2 separate regions of the Homo sapiens genome follow, and region 1 is linked to region 2. Evidence: read pairs that join two places in POLR2A ChIA-PET (ENCODE). Cell type or tissue: K562. All regions are shown on one strand. Each heading gives the region's core, and the rest is flanking DNA. Links, peaks and the distances in the headings are about the cores only.

Region 1 (5,377 bases), core at 87-5,086, 51 kb before region 2:
AGGCTCACAGCCGAGTGTGAAGTGTGTCTAAATGTCTATTCTTCCTGCCTGCATCTGACAAGTAATGCTGTACCAAAGAAGTAAAGACAAGGCAGAAAAAGAGGAGTTCAGAGCTGAAGGAACCAGCGCTCACCTCCAGCAATTGTTTTCAGGAAAAGATGAAAACTTTCATGCCCAGTGGCACACAGGGCTCGTGTGTGTCTCCTCGGTGATTGGCCCACCTGGAGCCATGGCTGGTGTTCTCTTCAAACCCAGTTCCCATCCACCGAGGTTGAACTGGGACACTTCTCCCCGCGTCTCCTTCTTCAAATGACTCAGGTTTCACAGCCTTCAACAGCACCTGCCTCTGCACTGTGACTTCCGCAGCTCAGATCTCATTGCAAGGAGCTTTCAAGTACAATGGGGAAAGTTGGCTTTGCCAGCCTTTCAGGAACAGCCCTTGGAAGATAAGGTAGATCTGTGTGTGCTTCAGAACTGCCGCCATGACTACGATCACACCGGCATCACGGCTTGCTTTGGATAAAACCTTAGGAAGACGGAAAAGCCTTCTTTCTAAAGGTTATTCCACTTGGCTTGTCCAACTGCATTTATTTCATTACTGTATTGACCATTGGGCCCCAGGTTCCAAGAGACAGGGACTCGCTCTGCCTCTCCCAAGCCTGGACCTGGCATCCTGGACAGCATCCTTTCAATAAAGGCTGGATAATGAAATGAAACAAAAAACGATTGAAGACTTCAGGGACCTAGAGAGCAATGTACAACTCTAATGGAAACCTGAACTCCACAGAGGAGAGAGTGATGTCCAAGACCCTTCTCATTAGGAACCTATGGCACGTATACACAACTTTCTGCCGGCACCATTCACCTAAAGAAGAGAGCAGAGAGAGCGCGCTCTGGGGAGTGAGCAGCCTGTGGGCTAAGTGCTAGCACTCCAGGAGCTGAGGGCCCCCTGTGTGTGGCTGCACCCCTCTGGCCCCTCTGCATTGCTGGAAAAGGCATGAAATGTACCCAGGACTTCCCATGCATCTGGGTCCATCCATGAATCGATCCACAGTGTGGGTCAGCTTGGCCTGACGTTGGGTTTTGAAGATGGGGTTGTGGTGATAACACCAGAAAGTTACTGGGGCCAGACCCGGGAGAGCATTAATTACCTGAACAATGGCTGACCTTCACTACACAGCAAAAGAGAAGCATTGCTAGGGAGAGAAGAGCATGGCCAAGGTGCGTCTTAGTGTGCTCTGCCTGCCATAACGAAAACCACACAGCGGGGGCTTATACAACAGAAGTGAACTTGCTCACAGAGCTGGAGCCTGGCAGCATAAGACCCAGGGCCCTCCTCCTGGCTTGCAGATGGCCGCCTTCTCACTGTGTCCTCACATGGCAGAGAAAGGAGGAGAGCTTCTCCCATTTCTTCTCATGAGGGCCTCATCTTATCATGAGGGCTCCACCCTCAGGGCACCATTTAACCTTAATGACCTCCTTACTACAAACCCAGACACACTGGGGGCTAGGGTGTCAATGTATGAATTTGGGGAGAGAAGATACAATTTGGTTGGTACCAGGGATGACGTGCTCTCTGTTCCGAAAGCTCCTGCCACGGAAGGCACAGCCGTTGTCTTGGACCTGCCCCCGAGGCTGTGCTGGTCCGTGACTTACCTCGTTGTAGAATTGGAAGGGCTGATCCCTGGGCCAGGTGTTTTTGGGGTATGTGGGAGCTTAGCCTGTTGGTGTCCAAACCAGGCTCCTCAATGTGGAGCAGAGTTCCTTCCACCACGTGCGGCGGAGCCCACGCCTGGGAAGAGCACGCGCACACTCGTTGCTTCACAGATGCTGAGAATGTCACTAGGCACACAAACAACCTTGGCTGGTGTTACATGACTAGCGTGTGTGTCTATTTTACACAAAATTTCACCTTAGAAATTGGTGGGTATGAAAAACAGCCATTTTACTAAATTGTTTTGGAAAAGAAATAGTGGCTTCTCCTGTGAAATAAGCTAAATTATTTCAAACATTTCAGAAAAAGTCAGTGTTTTGAGTAAAGATGTTTGTAGGAACGTGCTCCAGAGCCCGGTAAAAGCAGAGCCCAGGAGGAGGAAACTGTCTGGGGCTCCGAGTCCCCCGTTTAGAAAGTCCTTCAGTAGAGCAGGGACTCCTGCCGGACTCTGGGTGCCTGTGAGTATCTGCCGGGGAGTGTTAAAAATGGTGATGCCTGGGCCCCAGCCTGGACCAAATGGATCAGAATCTCTGAGGGTGGGCCTGGTAGTCTGCATTCTAAAGAACCCACAGGCTCTTCTCCCCTTGTGTTGAGCTTCCTGCTTGCTGCAAATTCAGGATACAGCTGGGGGCCAAGAGTGTTGTGGCTGGGGCTAGGGTGGGGCTGCTGGTGCAGGGTGAGACCTCCTGCAATGTGGGTCCAGCTGCCACTTCAAGGCCCTGGGGAAAGCCCCCATTCTCTTTGCCCCATGATCAGGATAATCCGGGATGCTGACAACCACAGGAAGGCATGAGGGGTGCTGAAAAGAAGGCTATAAACCTGGGGAACGCTTACGACCAGTCCATCTCCTCAGCATCTCAACGTCACAGGCTCTCGTTAGCTCCTCGGTAATATTAGTCATGTATCCAGCTGTCCCTAGATTAGCCTGTGCATCTCCACGTGCATTTCAGGGAGACAGTGACTGACAACTTGTCCCAGGATGGCAATGCAGATGACAGAAGCCTGATCAAAATAGAATGGGCAGGATTTTTAAGACCCCACACACTTCAAAGCACAGCTTGTGCAGGAAAAAAAAAAAAAAAGCCAAGTGGTCTTGGATGGCTGAGCGAGTCGAGCTGTAGAAGGTGACTTGGCCCTGCTGGGGGTGCTTCGTCCCCCTGAACCTCTTTCTCTGGCTGTCCCCTGACTCTGCTGGTACAGCAGGGTTGTAGACCCAGAAAATCTAAGACAGGTCTCAGTTAATTTAGAAACTTTATTTTGCCAAGGTTGAGAACGCACACCCGTGACACAGCCTCAGGAAGTCCTGAGAACATGTTCCCAAGGTGGTCGGGATGCAGCTTGGCTTTATACATTTTAGAGAGGCATGAGACATCAATCAAGTACATTTAAGAAAGACATTGGTTTGGTTCAGAAAGGTGAGGCAACTCAGAGTAGGGGGCTTCCAGGCTATAGGTGAATTTAAACATTTTCTGGTTGACAATTGGTTGAGTTTGTCTAAAGACCTGGGATCAATAGAAAGGAATGTTTGGGCTGCGATAAGACACTGCAAAGACCAAAGTTTATTCATGCAGATGAAGCTTCTAGCTGTCAGGCTTCAGGGAGAACACGCTGTGAAATGTTTCTTAAGGTCTGTGTTGACGTTAATGCTGGAGAGGTAAACATAATCAGGCATGTCCGATCCCCACGTCCTTCATGGCCTGAACCAGGCTTTCAGGTTAAATTTTAACACTGCCCTGGCTGAGGAGGAAGTCCGTTTAGATGGTTGGGTGGAGGTGGGGGAGGGCCTTAGGATTTTACTTTTGGTTTACATGATCTAGATGTGGTTATCCCCCTACTGGACCGCAAACTCCTTGAGGACTGGAAGTATATCTTTTTTCCCTCTGTAATCGCTGCAGCACCCAGCATGATGCCAGACACATCATAGGAATTCATTTGTTTTAAAGGAAGTCGTGAAAAAAGGCAGCAGTGTCTGGGCAGTAGATGGGCTCAGCCTTCTAATGAGAGGCACGTGGCACCAGACGCTGACGGATTCCTCCTGCCCTGTGTGATGACCAGGTAGACAGGGGAGGCCAGCTGGCATCTCTGATATGGCAGTGACCCATCCTGCACCAAGTTCAGTCACTGGCAGGCTGGTACAAGAGTGGAGGAAAGTGATGCCTTCAAGTTCACCAGCAGTGGGTATATGACAATGGCTAAATCTTGAACCGAAGAGCTCTATGCAATGCCCTTGTGAAGAAAAATAGCAAATAGGTTGATGTACCATCTGTTCACTCATTCATTCAGTAGTATGATTTTGAATGCTGACGTGTATTGGACACTGAGCTGGGGCCTCGAGATCCTGGTTGAGTAACCACAGCTCATCCTCATAGAGGCCTGGCGTGGAGACAGACACGGAGCAAAGAACTCCAGGGAGGGACTGGATTGCATGAGGGCACCGGGGCTTAGGGGAGAAGCACAGACCCTGTCTGGGGAAGAAGAGCAGCCCACATTGGTGAGCATCACTCATCCAGAGGAATGAGGGCAAGCACCGGGGTGTTGTTTCTGCTCTCTGGCATTCCGACTACTTGTCATTCTGGCTAAATGGTGTTGATGTTAAAGGAAAGTAGAGAAGGATTGAAGTGGGAACTGTCTATACTTTTACAGCATCTATGCAGCCCGAATTGAACGGCCAAACAAGAGTGTTGGACTTGCAGTTTATTTTATTTTTTATTTTTCTTGAGACGGAGTCTCGGTCTGTTGCCCAGGCTGGAGTGCAGTAGTGTGATCTTGGCTCACTGCAACCTCCGCCTCTTGGGTTCCAGTGATTCTCCTGCCTCAGCCTCCTGAGTAGCTGAGACTACAGGCGCCCACCACCACAACCAGCTAATTTTTGGATATTTAGTAGAGACGGAGTTTTGTCATATTGGCCAGGCTGGTCTTGAACTCCTGACCTCAGGTGATCCGCCCTCCTTGGCCTCCCAAAGTGCTGGGATTACAGGTGTGAGCCACTGCACCCAGCCTTGGACTCACAGTTTATAAGGTAGAATAAAACATCTGACTTCTACAAAGCTATTTAGAAGGCTGCTAAATCGCTCGTCTTGGGTAACAAGAACAAGTGCGTTTTTCCTGATTCCTGACAGTCAACTATAGCATAAGCTGCTTGAAGATGGAGATCAGGTGTTTCATGACCTGTCTGGCACCTTTACTGTTTAACCCATTTCTTGTTTACAATAAGGTCCCAATAAATTGCTGACAATGGACAGGTGAGCTTAAGACCCACGCTTACCCTATGCTGTGACAGGTGCAGCTGTCTTTGTAAATGTCTTTGTGTTTTAATAGTAGATGTTTTCTTATTTTTAGCTTTTAATTGCATTTCTTTCATATACTAATACAAAAAATGGTATAAATTTCTGGATGTGCTTTAACTCGTCCATATAGAAGATGGGATGTCTTGGACAGATGTTTACATTTATTCCTGAAATCTATGATTTCTGCCAGCTTTCTATTGCCAGAGCCAGTCCCTTATAAGTTTTTGAAGCAGGAATGAATATCACGTTTTTCACTCGTCACACACAACATGAAAGCACTGACGGGAAAAAGATGATTTGACTTAGAGGGCTTACCTGTGCCTGCTGGCACCATTTTCAACCTTTTCAACTTTTGTCAAGTCAAGTTGACAATAAT
Region 2 (5,377 bases), core at 220-5,219:
TACCTTACATTTTCAGTATTTCAGTTCTTTTTTATATTGCCCAAATTAGTCATTATTGCTGTTGTTTTAAACTGAGAGTCAGAAAGCTTTTTCTGTAAAGGTCTAGATAGTAAATATTTCAGGCTTTGCAGCCATATGGTTTCTGTTGCACATTCTTTTGTTGATTTTTTAAAGACATATTTAAAAATATAAACCATTCCCAGCTGGAGGATCACACAAAAATAGGCCACAGTTAGCTGGCCCCTATTTTATATGGTCAATACTCCTTTAGATTCATCCTTAGGAATATCACTTTTTTTTTGCTTGCATTTCTCCTTGCATCTCAGACTTTCCTTCTGGATCTATCTTCCTTCTCTAAATACATTGTTTAGCAATTTTTGCTGGGAGCATCTTTGGTTAAAAATGTTTTCACTTCACCCTTACTCTTGTGTGCAAGTTTATCTAGGTACAGAATTCTAAGTCATTTGATTCCTGAATCTAAGAATGTTTGTCTTTCATGTATCTGGAAAATTCTCAGCTATTTTGTCTTAAAATATTGCTTCAAATCCAGTCTATCATCTTCCTCTGGAATTACTTTCAGATAACTTTAGGCCATCTCATTTGGTCCTCCATTTTATATTTAATTTCTCTCTAATATTTTCCATCTCTCTTTTTGTGCTGAATTCTGGATAATTTCTTCATATCTATATTTCACTTCAGTAATCTTCTCTTCAGCGGTATCTAATTTGCTTTTCTAACCCATCCATTGAGTCTTTTTCCAGGCTAAAGATCACATTTTTCATTTCTATAACTCCTGTTTGGTTGTTTTTGAAGCCTGCTCTGTCTTTTCAATAGTGTCTTGTTCTTTTTTTCATGAGGTCAGTTCCTTTTTCTTATGTCATTAGTAACATTGCATATATTTATTTTTAGTTTACATAACTCTTTTATCTGCAGTTTTGGGGGAGTCCAATTCCACCATTTTTTATGTCTGTTACTGTCATTCAATGTGGATTGCTTCCTTATGTTTCATTATTTTGGATTGTGAGCTCATCTTTTGTAGGGTGTTAGCTACAGAAATCCTATGCTGCAGGGTTGAGATTTGTCCCTATTTGCTTCTGTATTACTGCCTAAGGACCAACTTTGCTCATTTAAAATATATTTATATAAGCTCAAAGATTAAAGCTGACTGTGGGGAGGTCTATGGCTAAAAATTTTCAAGGGAGATTTCTTCCCCCTAATCTGGCTAAGATGGGCAGATTCCCATTGTCTTCCTGTGCCAGTGTGCAGATATCATCTAGTATACTCTTTCACTGCAAGCATGGCTCTTCGAGGGTCCTGGCTCTATGACGAAGTCTCCAGTTCCAAATCTTCATCTTGTGCCAGCCTAACGCCTTGTCTCTTACCCAGTGTGGGCACAACCACCCCAACCCGTTGATTCCTGAGCTTGTGTATTTATATTGCCTTTACAATTCTGGCTCCTGGGGAGTTCCTTTACTTTCTTATGAGTTTGGCTAAGCATCAAAACAATTTTCAATATATATTACCAGATAGTTCTAAAGAAGATATTTCAGATTCTCTGAACAGTTGTAATGACAGGAATTTTACTGCTACTTAGTGGAAATCCATCTGGAGGCTTCATTAGAACATTCAGGCATTAAAAGAACCCACAGATGATCCAAAGAACAGCCATTTAAACCTAGTAAGTTCATAGGTTGAGAGTCGGTATTTGATTTTGTATGTGGTGGGGAAGTTGAGTTTTAGAATTTCCTGGAATTAAAATATAAGACTTTCATTTAATTGAGTGAGTTGATATTTCTGAAATTCTCAACTCATTTTTATTGGGATCAGCCTAAGGTTTTGTCTGGTGAAGTGAGAGGAGAGGCATGGCTGTGGGTCTGGGGACTTTGTGGCCAGGTGACTTGTAAAGATGTGTATGCACCCCTCACAGCTGCACATCTATGTGACTGTGACATCATCACTGGTCTTCCTTACCCAGGGGAAAACCTCAAACTTTCTCAACACAGGAGGGCACAGAAGCAGGAGCCCAGAGAAAAGGGGGCAGAAGCCAGAAGGCGACTCAGTGTCTGCACTGGCAACCTCTTTGCTCCTTTATTCTCTCCCATCCCTTCAGGTGAAAGAAGTTGGGGCCGCTCCCGCCGTCTGACAGCATGGCTGCAGGAGGGACACCAGGACACTGATGACCACTGGGAGGCCAGGCTCTGTGTATCATCTGCTTTAATTCCCACAACAATCTTGTCACTGGGTGCCATTATCATGCCCATTTTAAAGCTGTGGAAACTGTGGAGCAGAGGTTACGAAACCTGCCCAAGTCACACACATGACAGGTGACAGGCAGGATCTAGAGCCACGGAGCTCCACGCTCCTGGCCTTTGTGCTATCCCGCCCAAGGCTGCAGAGCAAGACTGTCCTGCTTCTGTTTCTGACTTTTTCTAATCAGAGAGAGAAGGAGCTTTAGACCACGCATATTTAGAAAAGATGGGAAGACCCAAACCTCTCTGATAACTCAGGAATGCATGGGAGAAAGTTCCACCAGTGTTTGGACACAACCACAGAGATCTGCATTCAAGGTGGATTGGACTAAAAATAGGCCGACTTACCAGTAAGGCACAGGCATCTGCAAACATCAGCATGTAAAACACATTGCTCCAGCCGGACGGGGAGAGGAGCCCAGCCAGCAGGGGGCCCAGGGCTGCTCCTGAAATCAGGCAAATGGACACACATGGTGCTGTTTAGAGAAAATCCCAGCACATAACTAGCAGCCACAGAGAATGGGGCTCAACACCTCACTCACAATGAAAGGAACACATATGGAACTACACTACCTCATCCTGGCCTATCAGATTGGGAGCGGGTACAAGGCCTAGTATAGGTTGAGCCTTCCAAATCTGAAAACCTGAAATCCAAAATCTCCAGAATTTGTAACTTTTTGAGTGCTGACACTCAAAGGAAATGCTCACTGGGGCATTTCAGAATTGGGATTTGAGATGCTCAACCAGTGTAATGCAAATATCCCACAATCTGAAAAAATAAAAAGACATAACCACTTCTGGTCCCAAGTACTTCAGATAAGGATACTCCACCTGTACGCCTCCGTACTGGGAAGGCAGAGCTGGCACAGCCTTTTCCCAGAACCATCCTAAAAATGTGTGTTGACATTGCAATGTTCATTCTTTTCATCCAACACTCCCATTATTTTCTTGAGTACACGTAAGGAAATCTGAATTCAATGCACAATCTTAGATATTCTTATGCTATAAAAATGTAACTGGGTAAAATTTGAATAAGAATTGTAGATACTAATATTCTTTCAATGCTCACTTTCTGATTCTGATCATGCACTGTGGTCTGTCATGGAACTCCTTGTTTTTAGGAAGTACATGCTGAATAGTTACGAGGAAAGGGGCAGCATGTGTGCATCTTACTCTTAAGTGGTTCAGAAAAATTATGCATGTGTGTGTGCATATATGTGTGTGTGCATGTGTGTGTGTAAAAACACGGGTGCATGATGAACCACATGTACTAAAATGTCTGAATTCTTTGTACTATTTCTGCAACTTTCTCAAAGTCTGAAATTATGTCAAGATGTGTTTTTAAATGATGAAAACAAATAACGTATCCCCCTAAATGCCCAAGGACTGCTGTTTAAGAATGTGTTTTGTAGCATCTGGTGCATTTTACCAAGAGGGACTGAAATGAATTCTGATACACATGTAGGATGGCCTGTTTTGGTAGATGCATGGGAAAAAGCATGAAGAATTTCCACCAACCTATGAACTGACATATTCAACTCTGAGAGGTAAGATAACCAGGGTCTTTCATGCCCTAGGCACTTGTTTTTTTCAAGTGTTCACAAAGTGCACTTACTATTTTATAATCCCAGGAGCAATTGTATGTTTTTTTTTTTAATTCTCAGAACTTCCAGGTAAACATGGTCGGCTACTCATGTGTTATCTCCACACCCCCAAGCAACATGAACTGCGCCATCACTGACTTCTAAAGATGATAAATCCTCCCACCGAAGGGCACGTAGTTTTGGAAGATGGACACAGAAGGGCTGACAGCTAACACAGCCTCCAGTGTTCCCTGCTCCACTGAGCATCCTCAGAGGGAGACAGCACAGGGACACCTGGAGCAGAGCGAGGCCCAGCGGAGCCCAAGAGACAGGGGAGGGGAAGGCAAGGAAGGAGGAACGCAGTGGGAACGGAAGGGGGTCAGCAAGAGAAAAAAGGTGCATGGGTTGAGTCTTTTATCACAAACTGTTAGCTACATTCCCTCTGCCGCACCTCGGATCCCAGGTCTCTTTTCTCATCCTCACTGATAAAGAGACTCCTCCTGATGCCCCCGTGCAGGACAGCGCAGCTTAACCCGTGGGGACACTAAGCCCAGTGCAGGACAGGGATGCTCACCTAACAGGCGACAGGGGATCTGGGGAAAGACACCAGCTTCCACCAAGCTTCCATGCCATGGCAAGGATGTTGGCAGCTGGACCCAGGCTCCCCTGGGCACTGAAGGAGTCTCCTCCTGCAGGTTCCGCAGGGTCCCACTGCCTGGAGACCAGCAGCCAGCACACTGTCCCCACAGAGAGACTTCAAACCACTATGCAGGGCCCCTTCTTCCATGGGAAGTGATGAAGGGGCAACCTAGGTCTGCCCTGTGTCTGGGGAACACCCCAACGTGAAAGCAAGCAAGCTGGCAGGAGGGAGCCTGGAGGAGAAGAACATTCCCAGAGCTCACAGCACCCACAGAGAGCCAACAGAAGACTAAGTTGAACCTCCCCCCAGAGAGCCAACAGAAGACTAAGCTGAACCTCAGGACACACTCTTTTTTTTTTTTTTGTGTGTGTGTGGCTGAAAACCTGTTATCAATTTCACATGATTCAGTCTAACATGAAATAAAACAGGATGCACTGAAAGGGCAGAGAAACATCAGTAAACATTGAAAATATGGCAGGAAAAGTAAAATGGTCGATACAAAGTTGGAAAATACAGTCAAGAATCTCCCTGAGAAAGTGTAAGAAAGAACAGGGAGACAGGCAGGAAGGGAAAGAAAGAAAGGAAAGTTGAAGGATTAATCCAGAAAAGCCTACATCTGACTAATACATTTTCCAGAAAGAAAAAACAAATCAGAAAATGGTAGGAAAACTTATCAAACGAACAGGGGCCCAATTCCCCTAAAGTGAAGGGCAGGTGTTTCCAGACTGAAGGTGCCACCAGGTGCCCCAGGACGGTGGATGAAGAAAGGCTCCCGGGGTAAGGAAGGGAACCTGGAGATCTAAGAGAAAAAAGAGAAGGTCAGAAAGCAAGGGCTGGGGTCAGAATGTCTGTGAACGTGTCAGTGACAGCAATGGAGGCTGGAAGACGGGGGTTCTGAAGAGAAG

The links. ChIA-PET counts read pairs that join two places held together with the same protein. Peaks named below come from ENCODE experiments on the same cell type or tissue, not always from the same donor. Only the 100,000 strongest peaks of a DNase experiment are listed, where the experiment ranks them.
Region 1: POLR2A ChIA-PET joins it to region 2 with 6 read pairs; 2 of 35 experiments call an interaction of 5 or more read pairs at or near these places.

The regions. Positions count from the first base shown.
Region 1 is chr21:42,622,647-42,628,023 of GRCh38, reverse strand. No RefSeq gene overlaps it. Among named protein-coding and RNA genes, the nearest start is that of LINC01671, 10 kb to the right of the region's middle. In K562, for the core only: no CTCF peak of the experiment used is centred there; no DNase peak of the experiment used is centred there; H3K27me3 peaks cover 2,958 bases.
Region 2 is chr21:42,572,136-42,577,512 of GRCh38, reverse strand. SLC37A1 (solute carrier family 37 member 1) reads right to left here. Exons shown (of 20, transcript NM_001320537.2): 18 at 2,598-2,695. LOC101928212 (a long non-coding RNA gene) reads left to right here and starts at 3,703. Exons shown (of 2, transcript NR_171773.1): 1 at 3,703-3,796; 2 at 3,914-4,429. RefSeq lists an enhancer at 5,048-5,377. In K562, for the core only: a CTCF peak has its summit at 2,665 (motif pointing right); a DNase peak (open chromatin) is centred at 2,672; H3K27me3 peaks cover 1,793 bases.